Linked DNA regions of Homo sapiens: region 1 is linked to region 2. A link is an interaction called in ENCODE POLR2A ChIA-PET data of the cell type or tissue named here. Cell type or tissue: K562. All regions are shown on one strand. Each heading gives the region's core, and the rest is flanking DNA. Links, peaks and the distances in the headings are about the cores only.

What was found. ChIA-PET counts read pairs that join two places held together with the same protein. Peaks named below come from ENCODE experiments on the same cell type or tissue, not always from the same donor. Only the 100,000 strongest peaks of a DNase experiment are listed, where the experiment ranks them.
Region 1: POLR2A ChIA-PET joins it to region 2 with 11 read pairs; 2 of 35 experiments call an interaction of 5 or more read pairs at or near these places.

The regions. Positions count from the first base shown.
Region 1 is chr17:27,233,392-27,240,954 of GRCh38, forward strand. LOC124903956 (a long non-coding RNA gene) reads right to left here. Exons shown (of 2, transcript XR_007065676.1): 2 at 4,468-5,032. Among named protein-coding and RNA genes, the nearest start is that of MIR4522, 57 kb to the right of the region's middle. RefSeq lists an enhancer at 5,380-5,479. In K562, for the core only: a CTCF peak has its summit at 3,501 (motif pointing right); a DNase peak (open chromatin) is centred at 3,520.
Region 2 is chr17:27,085,028-27,092,590 of GRCh38, forward strand. LOC105371703 (a long non-coding RNA gene) reads right to left here and starts at 4,214. Exons shown (of 4, transcript NR_135673.1): 1 at 4,067-4,214. In K562, for the core only: no CTCF peak of the experiment used is centred there; DNase peaks (open chromatin) are centred at 4,230 and 4,501; H3K4me3 peaks cover 4,686 bases.

The DNA of each region.
Region 1 (7,563 bases), core at 1,026-6,025, 150 kb after region 2:
TTAATTGACTCAGTTCTGCAGGGCTGGGGGGCCTCAGGAAATTTACAATCATGGCAGAAGGGGAAGCAAACATGTCGTTCTTCACATGGCGGCAGCAAGAAGCTCAGAGCAAAGACGGGGGAAGCCCCTTATAAAACCATCAAATCCCGTGAGAACTCACTCACTATCACAAGAACAACATGGAGGTAACCACCCCCATGATTCAAGTACCTCCCACGGGGTCCCTGTGGAGATTCTAGATGAAATTTGGGTGGGGACACAGTCGAACCATATCAGAGGAGAAGGTTGGTGCCATGCATTGCAGAAGAGGCAGGAGAGGCATCAACATTTCTACAGGCTCCTCTGGTTATGAGACTATTTATGGACTTTCTGTGAACTCTGTCCAGCTTCTTGGCCTTCCAGTGTGCTCGTGGTTCTGGCCATTTCCAAGCCTATCAGGCTCCTGTCAATTTTGCAAGCCCCTGTGAGTCTTTGCTTTGATTATCCAGAATTGGCATCTAACCAGCAACCAAGTCCCCCGACTGATACAGACCGTTGAGTACTGTCTCCAGCTCTGCTTTAACTTAGTGATGTCATTTCACTTCCCCAAGCCTCAGCTTCCTCATATGTAAAATTAGGGAATGAGCCTAGATCTGTGTTCTGCAAATATGTTTCAGCCACAGGAAATTTCATGCAAACAAATTTTCCTTATAGGAGCAGATAAATCATAAAACTGGTCGACGCAGTGCTGCTCTGGTTAAAGAGAGTCCTGTCCTCTTGGCACTTTCTCAGTAGTGCCCTGCTGTGACTCCTGCAGGGTTCCATAGAGCACGCTGGACTAGACAATCTCTAATACCATAAAGGGACAGGGGTGTACTCTCTCTCCCTCATGGCAATGAAAAATAGTCTGGGTTGATTTAATTAACTCAGGGAGGCGTCATATCCACAGTTTCTTATTGACAAAAACTTGTTTCTTCTCTTCTTGAAGGAAATGTGCTTAGCAAATGTCTGTGATATGTTTAAACACACACACACACACAACCAATTTAGCTGCCAAGTTTTTTTTTCTTTTCTTTTCTTTTCTTTGAGACAGAGTCTCGCTCTGTTGCCTAGGCTGGAGTGCAGTGGTGCGATCTCGGCTCACTGCAATCTCCACCTCCGAGGTTCAAGTGACTCTTCTGCCTCAGCCTCCCGAGTAGCTGGGATTACAGGCACTCACCACCACGCCCGGCTAATTTTTGTATTTTTAGTAGAGACAGAGTTTCACCATGTTGGCCAGGCTGGTCTCAAAGTCCTGACCTCAGGTGATCTGCCCACCCCAGCTTACCAAAATGCTGGGATTACAGGCATGAGCCACTGCACCCAGACAGCTGCCAAGTTTTAAGAGCACTTTTTATCATGGGGAAGGCACAGCAAAACTACAAAAAGCAAACAACAACAACAAAATCTTGAGTGGGGATGTTTTAAACCATTTAAAGTGTCTCTTTTTAAAATTTTTTATTTTTTAATTAATTAATTAATTTTGAGGCTGTGTATGAGACTGGCTAATTTTTGTATTTTTAGTAGAGGTGGGGTTTTGCCATGTTGCCCAGGCTGGTCTCAAACTCCTGGGCTCAAGGGATCCACCCGCCTCAGCCTCCCAAAGTGCTGGGATTACAGGCATGAGCCACTGTGCCTGGCCCAGACACACTTTTTCTCACAAAAAAAGTGCTGACTTATGCATTTATCATGGAGAAATACTCAATTCTATATCTCAAAGACCCAATAAAATAATCTAAAATGGACAAGACTCTATTCACAAGTGCCTTAAAGAGACACTTTAGACTAGGCACAATGGCTCACATCTGTAATCCCAGCACTTTGGAAAGCTGAGGTGGGTGGATCGCTTGAGCCCAGGAGTTTGAGACCAACCTGGGCAACATGGTGAAACCCATCTCTACAAAAAATACAAAAAAATAGCCAGGTGTGGCGGTGCCTGTGGTCCCAGCTACTTGGGAGGCTGAGGTGGGAGGACTGCTTGAGTCTGGGAGGTTGAGGCCACAGTGAGCCAAGATCACTCCACTGCACTCCAGCCTGGGCAACAGAGTAAAACCCTGTCTGAAATTAAAAAAAAAAAAATCTGCCATAGGCCTGGTGCGGTGGCTCACACACTTATAATCCCAGTGCTTTGGGAGGCTGAGGCAGGAGGCAGCAGGAGGATCACTTGAGATCAGGAGTTCAAGATCAGCTTGAGCAACATAGCAATATTCTGTCTCTACAAGAAATTAAAAGAAAAAAATTAGCTAGACATGGTGGCATGTGCCTATATATAGTTCCAGCTACCCAGGAGGCTGAGGTGGGAGGATCACTTCGAGGCTGGAGTAAGCTGTTATTGCACCACTGCACTCCAGCTTGGGCAATAGAATGAGACCCAGTATCCAAAAAAAGAAAAAAAATCTGGTGTATATTTAATTCCATGAAGAAATCAAACATTATCCCTCCCTTTGGCCTGTAGCACCAGGTACTTTGCTTAGGATTTTCACACACACAATCTCATGTATTCTCAAACAACTTTCTGGAAAAGTATCATTTATGATTCCTGTTTTATTGGTGAGGACACTGAAGCTCAGAGAGATTAAGTCATTTACCTAAGCTCACATAGATAGTAAGCAGCCACTAACTGCATGGCTGCAAAGCTTATGTTCTTTCAAATATAATACTCTACTCCTTTCGTTAACACTATGCATTTGGAGATATTAAAGTGTAGAATAATTTGACTACATAGTTCAGTGGTCTTTCAGCTTTCTCTTCTAGATACAGCCTCAATAGGGAGACCCAAAACTCCCAGCTGAAGAAGCATCAGAGACCTCTGGGTGCCTCCCTTGGGTTCCATGTGTCTCTGCAGGAACACTGGTAGAGTTAGTTCTTGAAAGGAACAGTCCTCTTAACCCTGGGGAGTCTTATTTCCTATGGCCAGTTGAAGTTTCCTCTAGGAAGGCAAGCTCATTTTAACAAACTACAATCAGGAATAAATATTTACAACTAAAAAAAAGGGTTTTGTGAAAATGAATTCTCCGACTCTCTTCTTTGTTACTCTACAGACATCATCAGTCACTGAAGATAATGACGGAGTTATGGGATTAGGGGATATGGGATACGGGATATAAAGGTAACTATGACCTTGCTCAAATAATTCTAATTTTGACTCTTGGTTACCACTTTGTCCTTGTCAGCTGTTCTTATTTCTAAAAATGATGGTACTCTAAAGATAATCCAAAGAGTATTTATTCATTCCAATGAAGTTAATCAACATTTGCATATGTGGTTTACTGGGCAATAAATCATTTCTAGGTACTGGTCCTGAATATGCCACTTCATAAGTAACTGTGTACTCTTGGGTAGGTCACATAAGCCCATTGAATCTTATTTTCTTCATCTCTGAAATGAGAGATTTAGATGAGGCATTCTGTAAACTTTAAGATTCTTATTTTGCTGGTTACTTTCAAGGACCTGGGAGCTATGCAATCCCAAATGTGTCCAGCAGAGGTCAGGAGATGTCACTAAAAGCTCTGAGGGCTACTTTAATCCCAGTTAGCTTTGTAAATAGTTTTATGATAGTCCCTACTCTCTGTGTTACTTACCTGATTTTTTTAAGGTTGGGCAGGCATTTTTCTTGAAAAATTAAAGTAGGGATGCATTGTGTGCTTTAGGCCTCTTTCTCAAATGTAAACCATTTCTCCCCTGGCCAATGCCTAGTGAGCAAAGGTAAATTGCCCAACAGAAGGTGATACGTGGGAACAGTTTAACCTTTGGTAAATGTAAGCAAGTATGGATGCTATGGCAAATTCCATTTCGTCAAAACTTTCTCTTTATGACAAAGGATTTCTAAGCTCTAGCTAGTGATCTAATATTTTGAAAAAATTCATGATCACACCACTGCACCAGCCTGCGTGACAGAGTGAGACTCTGTCTCAAAAAAAAGAAAAGAAACATATTTATCCAGCAAAATTATCGTCATAATATGGGTTTCAATCAATATTTCTCTTTTTCTCTCTCTTCTGGGTTTCATCAGAAAAATTATCTTGGAAATATACCATTGCAGAGATAGAGACTCTTAATAAATATTTAAATATTATAAGCATTGGTTTATTTAGGCAGAAACAGGAGGACTGATTTAAATGTGGGTTGAATCCAAAGAATTGGGAATCACAGGAAGACCCTGCAGCAAGGTCAAGCCCGTCACAAAGAGCTGTTTAAAGAAAATGTAGTAGAGACAGTCTGGAAGTTAAAGTTGACTCTGGGTAAGACCCCCATTTAAACCTTGGTCAAGTTATTTGGTAAAGTTTCTTAACTTTCCTGGAGATAAACTCCCCCATTTCCTTATCTATATAGTGAAGACAGTGGTAAAACCTCATAAGATTTGTGTGGGGATTAAATGAGCTAATACACATATATAAAGAGTTTAGGAAAACACTCGCCACACATTAAATGAGCAATAAGTGAGAGCTATTGCTGTCATACATTTTATTAGAGAGGAGTGTTTTTAGAAAAAGCAAATGGGGAACAAAATCACTATGTCTTTTTCTAAATCTCTTTCATGACTATCTCAGACTAGGTTTGATGATTCTGTAGTGTGTTTCAGCCACTGGAGCTGAGAGACCCCGGCCCGGCCACCTGGCCATGCAGACTTGACTGGCACCATCATTCCCAGCTCACAGCAGCAGCAGAGGCAGCTGGATGCCCATTCCTGCCAGCCAATCCTTATCCGACTGCCGGCCCGTCAGCCAGAGTCAGAGGCTGCCTTCCCCATGGAGCAGGGACTGTCGGTGGCCTTCCCCCTCTCTCAGCCCCACGTGGAGCCTAGGCTGGTGCTGAGTTGCCTGCTCCCTGCTTGGAGGTCAACTTCCATCCAGTGCTTCATCTTTGGCCTCTGAGGCTTTTCTGTTTTTCAGCACTCAGGCCAGGTGAGGGTGGCTCATGCCTGTAATTTCAGCACTTTGGGAGGCTGAGGCTGGTGGATCACTTGAGCCCAGGAGTTCAAGACCAGCCTGGGAAACATGGCAAAACCCCGTCTCTACAAACAATAAAAAAATTAGCTCAGTGTGGTGGCACACACCTGTAGTCCCAGCTACTTGGGAGGCTGAGATGGGAGGATTTTGGGAGCCCAGGGAGGTCGAGGTTGCAGTGAGCTGAGATCGCACCACTGCACTCCAGCCTGAGCAATAGAGTGAAACTGCCTTAAAAAAGAAAGAAAGAAAGAAAGAAAGAAAGAAAGAAAGAAAGAAAGAAAGAAAAGAAAAGAAAAAAAGAAAATTAGCACGTGGTTTACTCATTGTCATTACTTCTTCCCCTGCTCTGGCAGGCGCCTCTAGGACAGGTCTGCACTGATCTCTCCCACCATCGCTAACCCACGGTAGGATGGACTGGGCTCTGAGAAAGCTGGGAACAGTGGGCCAAGCAGGGCAGGGAGGGCTATGTGCTTCCTGCAGGAGAGAGAGCTGGGTCGTGCTGCGCTCTGATGATGAGGGGTGTGAGCTGGGTGGCAGGAGGCATGGGCCAGGTGGGATGGCTCCCTCGAAGGTTGGAGAAGGGTTGGCAGGGGGGCAAATGAACAGAACATTCCAGATCAGCTGTGGCACCCATCACCCACCATGGGCTGTCCAGCAGGGTGGGGGCCAGAGCAGGATTGCTACAGCCTGCTCACATCCTTGAGACCTTTCTGAAGACCCAGGCCAGTCGTCGAGGGACCTCCCAATCACTCACGTTCAAAACCAAAGATTAAAAGGGAGATGGCTGTCTCCTTACACCGACCATAGCTCCAAACTTTCTGAAAAAGGCTTAAACTCTTAAGGTTTGTGCTTACTCAAATGGAAAGAAAATGGGAGGAAGTGTCAATTCAAAGAGAAACTTTCTGCTTCCTTCTAAAGATGACTGCAGCCTAATTCTGGCTCTGACACTGTCTTGCTCAGATCCAGCCAAGCTCCTGGCTCCTCCAGGCCTTGCTTTTGGTGCCTGTAAGGCAGCTCTGGAGTAATGGGGGCAAGCCCCACCTGTGAGGAGTGGGGGAAGGCGTGAGTGTGATTTGTGATTGCTGATACTTGATGCCCACATACCTCACTCTCAACATGTGTTACTATCAGTGTAATTTAAGATATTTTTATAAAACCAAAAAAAAAAATCTAGTGTCTTACCTTGTTGGAAATCCCCTTTGGGAAAGTGCTAATACTAACTATTGAACATGTATCCATTGCATTTATAATTATCCTGATAATAACTGCCATTTATTTAGAAAAAGTATATAGAAAGCCATGGTGCAGTAACACCATTCTTCCCATTTTACAGACAGGGACACTGAGCCTTAGGGAGATGAAGCAATTCTGCCTAAATGCAGGCCGCTAGGCATGCATGAGCTCAGAGCTGGCACTCTTAAACCCTTCTGCGTGTCTCCATGCACAGTGAGTTCCTGCTCGGCCCACCCTCAGGGCTCTGCGGACAGGCCTGCCTCAGGACCTTTGCAGGTGCTGCTTTCTCCCTCTGGGATTCCTCTCCCCTCCCTCCCGCCCCCTGCCCTTCCTTCAGACTTCTGCCCCATGCCCGCTATTACTGAGCCTCTCCCTCCCATATGAACGGGTCCACCTCTTCGCCCTTTCCCTTTCTTGTTTGTCTTCCTCCCTTCCTCGTTTGATCATTCTCTGTCTGCTTCCCCCACTAGAATAAAGACCTGTGGGGTCTTTGTTTTGTGCATGGCTGTATCTTTAGGATCTAGGAGAAGGTGCTCCCTCACTATTAATTCAACAAACCAGTGAATGAATGAGTGGCCGCCAGGATTAGCGGGGCTGGTGGGCAGAGCAGAAGCAGTCTGGATGCCGAGATTTGAGGGAAAGCTCCCTCCAAGCCCTCAGGACTCACTGTAGGGTTAACTCACTGTAGGGTTAACAGGGCCCAGCTCTGGCAGAGCACAGTTCAACAGCCAGGAATGAGCTCAGCTCCCGTCCCCACTCCCCCCTTCATCAGAAGACTGAGCAGCTTTTTCCCTCTGCCAGGCTTCCAGCAATACCTCCCCTTGGGGTCTTTTCTGCTTATTCTCCCTTGGGAGGTACTGTGGGAGTCCAGGGATTGGGGTGGGGTGCAAGCGTGAGGGTCTCTGGGGAAGGGAGACTGTAAACACTTCCATTTTAGCACTGAAATCCCTGAAGTCTCTTCCCTCTGGCTGGTTGGTTCAGCCAGAATAAACTTTCTTTTGGGGTGAGCAGCTTGGCTGGCTTTTCAAGACTCAGTTCAGACATCTTTGCCGCCCGTCTTCCAGGTTAGTGCCCTCTTTGCTGTCCTCAGGATGGTCTCAGCCCTCTCTCTGCTTCTCACAGCAGCGTTGCCTCTGTCTGCTTCTCAGAGAACACTCACGGTCTGGGGTCGTGCCTTTCTTCCTCTGGGCCCCAGGCCCAGAATGGCAGGGGCTCAAATCAATGTTTGTTGAGTAAATGAAGTGGGATGGGGAGGCGACCGATGTTACCATCTGAGAGCCAGCACTGTGCATCATCAATGTTTGCATGCCTTCTCCAGCTACAAGTGCCAGGGTCAGCCGCGAATCCAGAGGGGACCACATTT
Region 2 (7,563 bases), core at 1,564-6,563:
CAGTACACCTCCAGTAATGAGAAAAACAAAAAAAATTCAAATGCTAGAATCAGTAGAAAAAATATCATAAAGATTAGGGCGGAAATTTTAAAAACAGAAACAAAACATACAAAAAGTCAATGGAACAAAGAGCTGGGGTGATTTAGAAAAAAAAAATCAAAATTGACAAGCTTTAGCTAGACTAAGGATAAGAAAAAGAAACAAAACCATAGATGAAAAAGCAAACATTACAATTAAACACAAAAATACAAAGGATTGTAAATGATTACTAAAGACGTTTATATACAAACTGAAAAATCTAGAAGTGCTTCAATTTCTAGACACATAATGAATTCCCAAGATAGAATGATAAACAAAAAACCTGAACAGACCAATAATGAGTAATGCAATTAAAGCAGTAATAAAAAGTCTCCCAGCAAAGAAAAACACAAGAATCATGGTTTTACTGCTGAGTTACCAAGCATTTTTTAAAGAGCTAATACCAATTCTACTCAAAATGTTCCCCATAAAATGAACAGGAGAGAAGGCTTCGAAACTTGTTCTATGAGGACAGCATGACCCTGGTACAAAAACCAGAGCAGGACACAACACACAAAGACAACCACAGGCATTTTAAATAACCCTGATGAACACAGATGCAAAAAGTCCTCAACAAAATACTTGAAAATTGCATTTGACAACACAATAAAATGATCATGTGCCATGATCAAGTGAGATTCATCCCGGGAATATGAGGATGATTCAATAAACACAAATAAATGTGTAACATCACATTCAGTGAATCAAGAAAACACATAAATCATTTAAGTAGATGCTGAAAAAAAAATCATTTCTTCATAGAAACTCAACATGAGTACAGAAGGAACATGTCTCAGTGCAATAAAGGCCATATATGACAAACCCACAGCTAACATCATAATCAATGGAGAAAAGTTAAAAGCTCTTCCTCCAAGATCTGGAACAAGTATGGCTACTTTTACACCACTTTCATTCATCATAGTACTGCAAGTCCTAGCTACAGCAATTAGACAAGAGAGTGCAATAAAAAGCATCCAAATTGGAAAAAAAGGAAGTCAAATTTCGTGTTTGCAGGTGACATAAACTTATACATATCTAGAGAGAGAGAGAACCCTAAAAATTCCACAAAAATCCTACTAGAAATAATAAATTTAGTCAAGTTGCAAGATACAGTATCAACATATAAAAATGAGTAGCATGCCCATGCACCAATAGCGAAATACCTAAGAAAGAAATCAAGAAAGCTATTTCATTTCAAAAAAATATATATCTAGGGATAAACTTAACCAAGAAGGCAAAAGATACCACAATGAAAACTATAAAACACAGATGAAAGATATTAAAGCAGACATAAGTAAATGGAAAGATATCCCATGTCCATGCACTAGAAGAATATTGTTAAAATATCTATATCAACCAATGGGATCTACAGAATCAATGCAATCCATCTTAAATTACAAAAGACATTCTTAATAGAAATAGAAAAAACCATCCTAAAATTCATACGGAAATGCAAAATAACTCAGACAGACAAAAGAAATAAAATGAAAAGTTGGAAGCATCACACTACCTGATTTCAAAATATACTACAAATCTATAGTACGCATGGTACTATCAAAACAGCATGGTACTATCAATAAAAAGGGCGGGGGAGAGACAGAGATGAACAAATGACAGACAAGTGAAGCACAATACACAAATCAGGAATAAATTCATGCATTTATTGTCAACCTATTTTTAACAAAGGCACCAAGAACACACATTTGGGAAGGACAATATCTTCAATAAACTGTGCTAGGAAAACCCAACACCCACATGTACAAGAATCTATCTAGGCCGTTATCTTACCATATACAAACATCTACTCAAAATAAAGATTTAAATGTAGGACCTGAAACTATGAAACTACTAGAGAAGAAAACATAGGATAAATGCTTCATGAAACTGGAGAAGACGAGGAATTTTCAAATAGACATCAAAAGCACAAACAACAGCAAACATGTAATTACATTAAACTTAAAAGCTTCTGCAGGCTGGGTGCAGTGGCTCATGCCTGTAATCCTAGCACTTTGGGAGGCCGAGATGGGCGGATCACGATGTCAGGAGATTGAGACCATCCTGGCTAACATGGTAAAACCCTGTATCTACTAAAAATACAACAAATTAGCTGGGCGTGGTAGTGTGCACCTGTAGTCCCAGCTATTCAGGAGGCTGAGGCAGGAGAATGGCATGAACCCAGGAGTCGGAGCTTGCAGTGAGCCAACACCACGCCACTGCATTCCAGCCTGGGCAACAGAGTGAGACTCCGTCTCAAAAAGAAAAAGGCTGCTGCAAAGCACAGGAAGCAATCAGTAGAATGAAGAAACAGGCTGGGTGCAGTGGCTTACGCCTGTACACTCAGCACTTTGGGAGGCTGAGGCACGCCGATCACAAGGCCAGGAGATCAAGACCATCTTGGCTAACACAGTGAAACCCCGTCTCTACTAAAAATACAAAAAAATTGTCCGGGCGTGGTGGCAGGCACCTGCAGTCCCAGCTATTCAGGAGACCAAGGCAGGAAAATGGTGTGAACCCAGGAGGCAGAGCTTGCAGTGAGCTGAGATTGTGCCACTGCACTCCAACCTGAGCGACAGAATGAGACTCCATCTAAAAAAAATTAAATTAAATTAAAAATTTTTAAAAATGAAGAAACAACCCAGAGAATGGAAGCAAGTATTTGCAAACTATGCATCAGGCAAGGGATTCATGCACAAAATATATGAAGATCTCAGACTATTCAAAAACAAAAATACAAATGATCTTATTTAAAAAATCTACTCAAAACCATTGTCCCCCACCATTATTTCCCTACCTTCTTTTCCCGAGCACCTTTGGCCCCCTTCCCCTCGCCACCCTTTTTCTTCCATCTGCCCCCAAACTTCTTCACCATTTTTTTCCCCACCATCATTTCACAAAGCCTTCTCTACTCTCCTGCTCAACACCTTTTCCCCATCCATTTACCCAAACCCCTTCCCCACTGTTTCTTCCCACCATCTTTTCCCCTTATCCCTGGCCACCCTTTTTCCCCCTCCTGCTCTCATCACCCTCTTTTGCTCCTTCATCTAAGCAAAAACATTTTCCCCCATCTTTTCCCAAAACCTTCTCCCCACTCCTACTGCTCGCCACCCTCTTTTCCCCCTTCATCTACCCAAAAACTCTTTTCTTCATCGTCTTTCCCCCCGTTCCTCCTTGCTATTCTCTTTCCCTTTTCCATCAACCCAAAAACATTTCCCCCCATCTTTTCACACAGCCTTCTCCCTACTCCTGCCTACCTCCCTCTCTTCCTTCTCCATCTACCCCCCAAAACTTTTCCCACCATCTTTTCAAAGTCTCCCCCCTTTACCACTCATGCTCTTCTTTTCCCTATCCTGCTTGCCACCCTCTTTTTTGCCCTCCATCTACACCAAACTATGTTTCCGTCGTTTTCCCAATCCTCTGTGCCTGCTCCCTCTGGCCACCCTCTTTCCTCCTCCTCATCACCCTCTTTCCCCCACCATCTATCAAAACACTTTTTACCCACTGTCTTTCCTTTCTCCACCATCTTTCTTTTCTGCCACTGTCTTTTCACAAAACCTTGTCTTCCTCCTGCTGGCTACCCTCTTTTTCTTTCTCCCACTTGCTACCCTCTTTTGCTCCTCTACCCAAAAACTTTCCCCCACACTGTATTTTCTCCCCACTGTCTTTTCACAAAGCCTTCTCTCCCTACTGCTCGCCCCCCTTTTCCCCCATCACCTTCCTCTCTTTCCTCCTCCCACTTGCCACCCTCTTTTCCCCCTCCATCTACCCTGAAACTTTTTACCCACCGTCTTTCTGCAAAACCTTCCTTCCCTCCCGCTCCCCACCCTGTATTTCCGCCTCCATTTACCCAAAAACTTTTTTCCCCACCATCTTTTCGCCGCCATCTTTTTGCAACGCCCCTTCTCCGGCTAAGCTATCCTTTTCTGCCTTTGGCACTAACTACCCTCTTTACTCCCCTCCATCTATCCCAAAACTGTTTTCCTTCTCCTACCGCTCCAGCCGCACTCCTATCTCCGTCGCTGCCAACAACCGCAGCGAGGCGAGCCGCGCTCCCGCGGCTCCAGCCTCCAGCATACGGCCACTGACTCCTGATTCCTAGTCCTCCATGCCGTGGAGCGAGCAACTCAACGGGAAGACACAGGAACCTGAAAACACCTGACTGCTCTTCAGCATCATTTATATACTGCGGCTATGCCCACGGAGGTTCCTGGACTGCATGTTTTGATTGGATGAGAAAAAACCTCCAGGCTTACTCTGATTGGACTTTATGATCATGTTCTGATTGGATGAGAGCAAGTCTTAACACAACCAATCACAGCATGAAAATAAAGTCCAATCAGAGTAGGCCTAGAGGTTTTTCTCTCATCCAATCAGAATATGTAGTCCAGGAACGGCATTTGCATAACCTCGGTATATAAAGCATGGTGAGGTCGCATCAGGTCATTTCAGGCTCTGCTGTGTCAAGTCGGGGAGCGGCTCTTTGCTCAGCTTAGAGAACTGGAAGAGGCCGCAACCTTCTGCCTGCTGGAGGCTGGAGGATGGATGGAGCCTGGAGCCTGGGACACTACCTTGCTGTGGTTGGTGGTGGCGACAGAGCAGTAAGAGGGTGGCCGGCAGCAGGAGCTTGTCCTGCTGGGCTGGAGGACTAGGAGAAGGAAGAGGCACCACCACATGCTGGAGGCTGAAGCCTGGAGTCTGTGCCACCATGGCTCGCCTCGCTGTGGTTGGTGGTGACGCTGGAGACTGCAGCTGGGCCACAGTGGTAGAAATGTGATGGGGTAGGTGAGTTTTCTGGGCTGCCCTGTACGCTTCTGGGGGCAAGGGTTGGGTGTCCTTTTGGTGATCACTGCTAGAGGCCACCCTGCCTGTGTCAGTGGTCTGGTTGGGGGCACTCTCCAGGGTTGCATTGCTGGTAGTGGGGCAGGTTGGCTGGCTATCTGGGGCTATACTGCCTGCGGTGGCAGGGGTGGTGGGGGGAGGCAGATTGTGTACAGTAATGTGTGCTGCTGGTGGCTGGTGAAGGATTAGGGGCACTATCTTCTGCTGCACTGCCCACAGCAGGGGGTGGGTTGGGTGGAGTTATCTGGGTCTACAATGCTGGCAGTGGGGGGTGGTTTAGGGGCATTGTTGGGTGCTGCACTGCCTGTGACTGGGGGGTGCACCATCAGGAGCTGAACTGCCCGTGATGGGGTGGGGGGAGGCGGGTTTGGGATGCTATCTAATGCAGCAACACCCGTGGCTGGGTCAGATTGTGGGCACTATTGGGTGGTACACTCCCTGAGGTGTGGGGGGAGTGCTTTGGGGGGGGGGCATTGGGGTTACATTGCCTGAAACTGTAGGGTGTGTTGGATGTGCTATCCGGGGGCTACACTGCTAGTGGCAGGGGGCAGATTAGGGGTGCTATGGGGGCTACACTGCCAGCAGCATTGGTGAGCTGAGGAGGTGGCAGCAGCAGCGACAGCAGTGGTCTCCTTCTTCTGGTGGCCTCCAAGTAAGAGATCGTTCTCCTCTTCCCGGACTCCAGACTCTAGAAGGCAATTTTCTCCCGCTCGAGCTAGATTGCACGGCAGGGCCCCCACACCCACTGTGGTTTCCCAGCCTGCCGTCATGCTCTGTGTTGCAAAGACCACCTAGGACTACTGGGCAGGGACTAGTAGGCACCATGGGGGAAGTTGGGGACAGGGCACTGTGGGTGGAGGTGTCAGGAATGGGAACCAGCCCTTGGGTGGGGAGGGCTGGCTGGGTCTGAGTTTCTCCTACTTGGGTTCCCCGAGAAGGGCAGGCTTGGTGGACCCAGCAATTCCTGGCCAGCTGGACTTGGCCAGGGGCCAGTTTCAGTGAAGGCATTCACTCTCTCCCCAGGCCCCAGTTCCTGGCCAGCTTTTGCCAGAAGGAGAGGCTGGACTTTGGAAGGTGGGTGTGAGTGCCTTCAATGAAACGGATCCCTGCCACCTAGTCACCAGCGTGACAAGATGAGGCTCTAACGGTTCCACTCCCTGAGTCCTGTCTTGGGCTTTTCTGGCTTTGCCTGCCCAACTGCTCCAAGCCAGGCTGAAGGAGGAGAAGGAGGAGTCACCTGTGGTACGGTCGAGCAGATGATGTGGCTCTGCAGCTTGCCTCATGTGTTTGGTGGTGGTGATGGAGACCGCAGCTCAACTGGAGCAGTAGGAGGGCACCCACGGGGACCAGGCGGTAGGATCCTGGTAGGGTGGGCTGATACATTGAGGGTGACAGTGGTTGTATTGGCATTGGTGCTAGTGGTGGTAGCAGTAGGAAGTCTGGGGAACGGGAAGCGGGAGTAGGAGCACTGCAGGGCCTATCCCATTCTGGGGCGGGGAGGAAACTTTAGGTGCTGTAACGAAGGCCTTGGTGGCAGTGGTGGTGGTACATCTAGGGCAAAGAGGAGTCCTCCCCCTTTTCCTGCAGTCTCTGGAGGGTGCCCTCCTCCTGCTGGTGCCTGAGCTAGGCATGAGTAGCAGCATTATCTCATTCTTAACAAAATTTAGGGGGTGACTATTTGTGTATCCTTTTGCTTGTTTTTTGTTGTGATACTCTGGGAGTTACTCAAATTTTATGAATGGAGGAGGGGATAAAAGGTATCATAATAGGCCTTCTAATTCCCACACCTGTTCTTTTTCCTTTCTTCCATTGTGTATTTTCTTCTCATTTTCTTGTTCCTCTTCATTTTCTTTTGCTACTGCTTCTGTCTCATGTTTGTATTCTTGTTTCTCCTCCTGTTTTTGTTTTTGTTTTATACCAAGCAACGGCCTTAACACACCAAAACTGAGTTGAAAATAAAATACTTGTCACTGTTGTATTTTTTAAATAACTGATCCCTTACTATGTTTTAGAAATGAGGAAAAAAGTCAGTTGTATAATTAGTTACTTGAATAGCTATGCTTTCATAATCGTGTTAATGCACTTATGCCTAGTGTTCCATTATTGGGACATTACTTATATCCTACTGCTAAATGTCATCAACAAGGTCTGATTTTTCACTTATGCAAAAATTCAAAAAATGGCAACCTCTGGCATAAATGGGCTAATGCATTGTAAGTGTTATTCAAGGAATCAAAAAATGAAGCATCACATAAAATATTAGTAGCAAACAGCCATTTCATCTCTCTCACATATTTTTTCTGGAGCTATGGAGGAGTCACAGGGGTAATAAGTTCTAATTTATGAGATGATTAAGTGAACCATATTCCCTTCATTTTTTTTCTCTGCCACCATTTTCAAGAGTATTGTCATCTGCATGAGCAAACCTGGTTTATCACCACATCTTTGCAAGAGGAAAAAGAAAGGGGGAGAATCATGTATAACGTTGTAAGGCAAAGATTCACAACCAAAAACAAGGTTTTATTAACTTTCGCCTTTAAGAACCTTCAGTGTTTAGCCCTCTTTGATTCCTAGTATTACTACCTTTGGTATGAACTCTTTTTTTAAACTGATCCACTCTAGAAGTTTATGCATTTTGTATCATTTTTC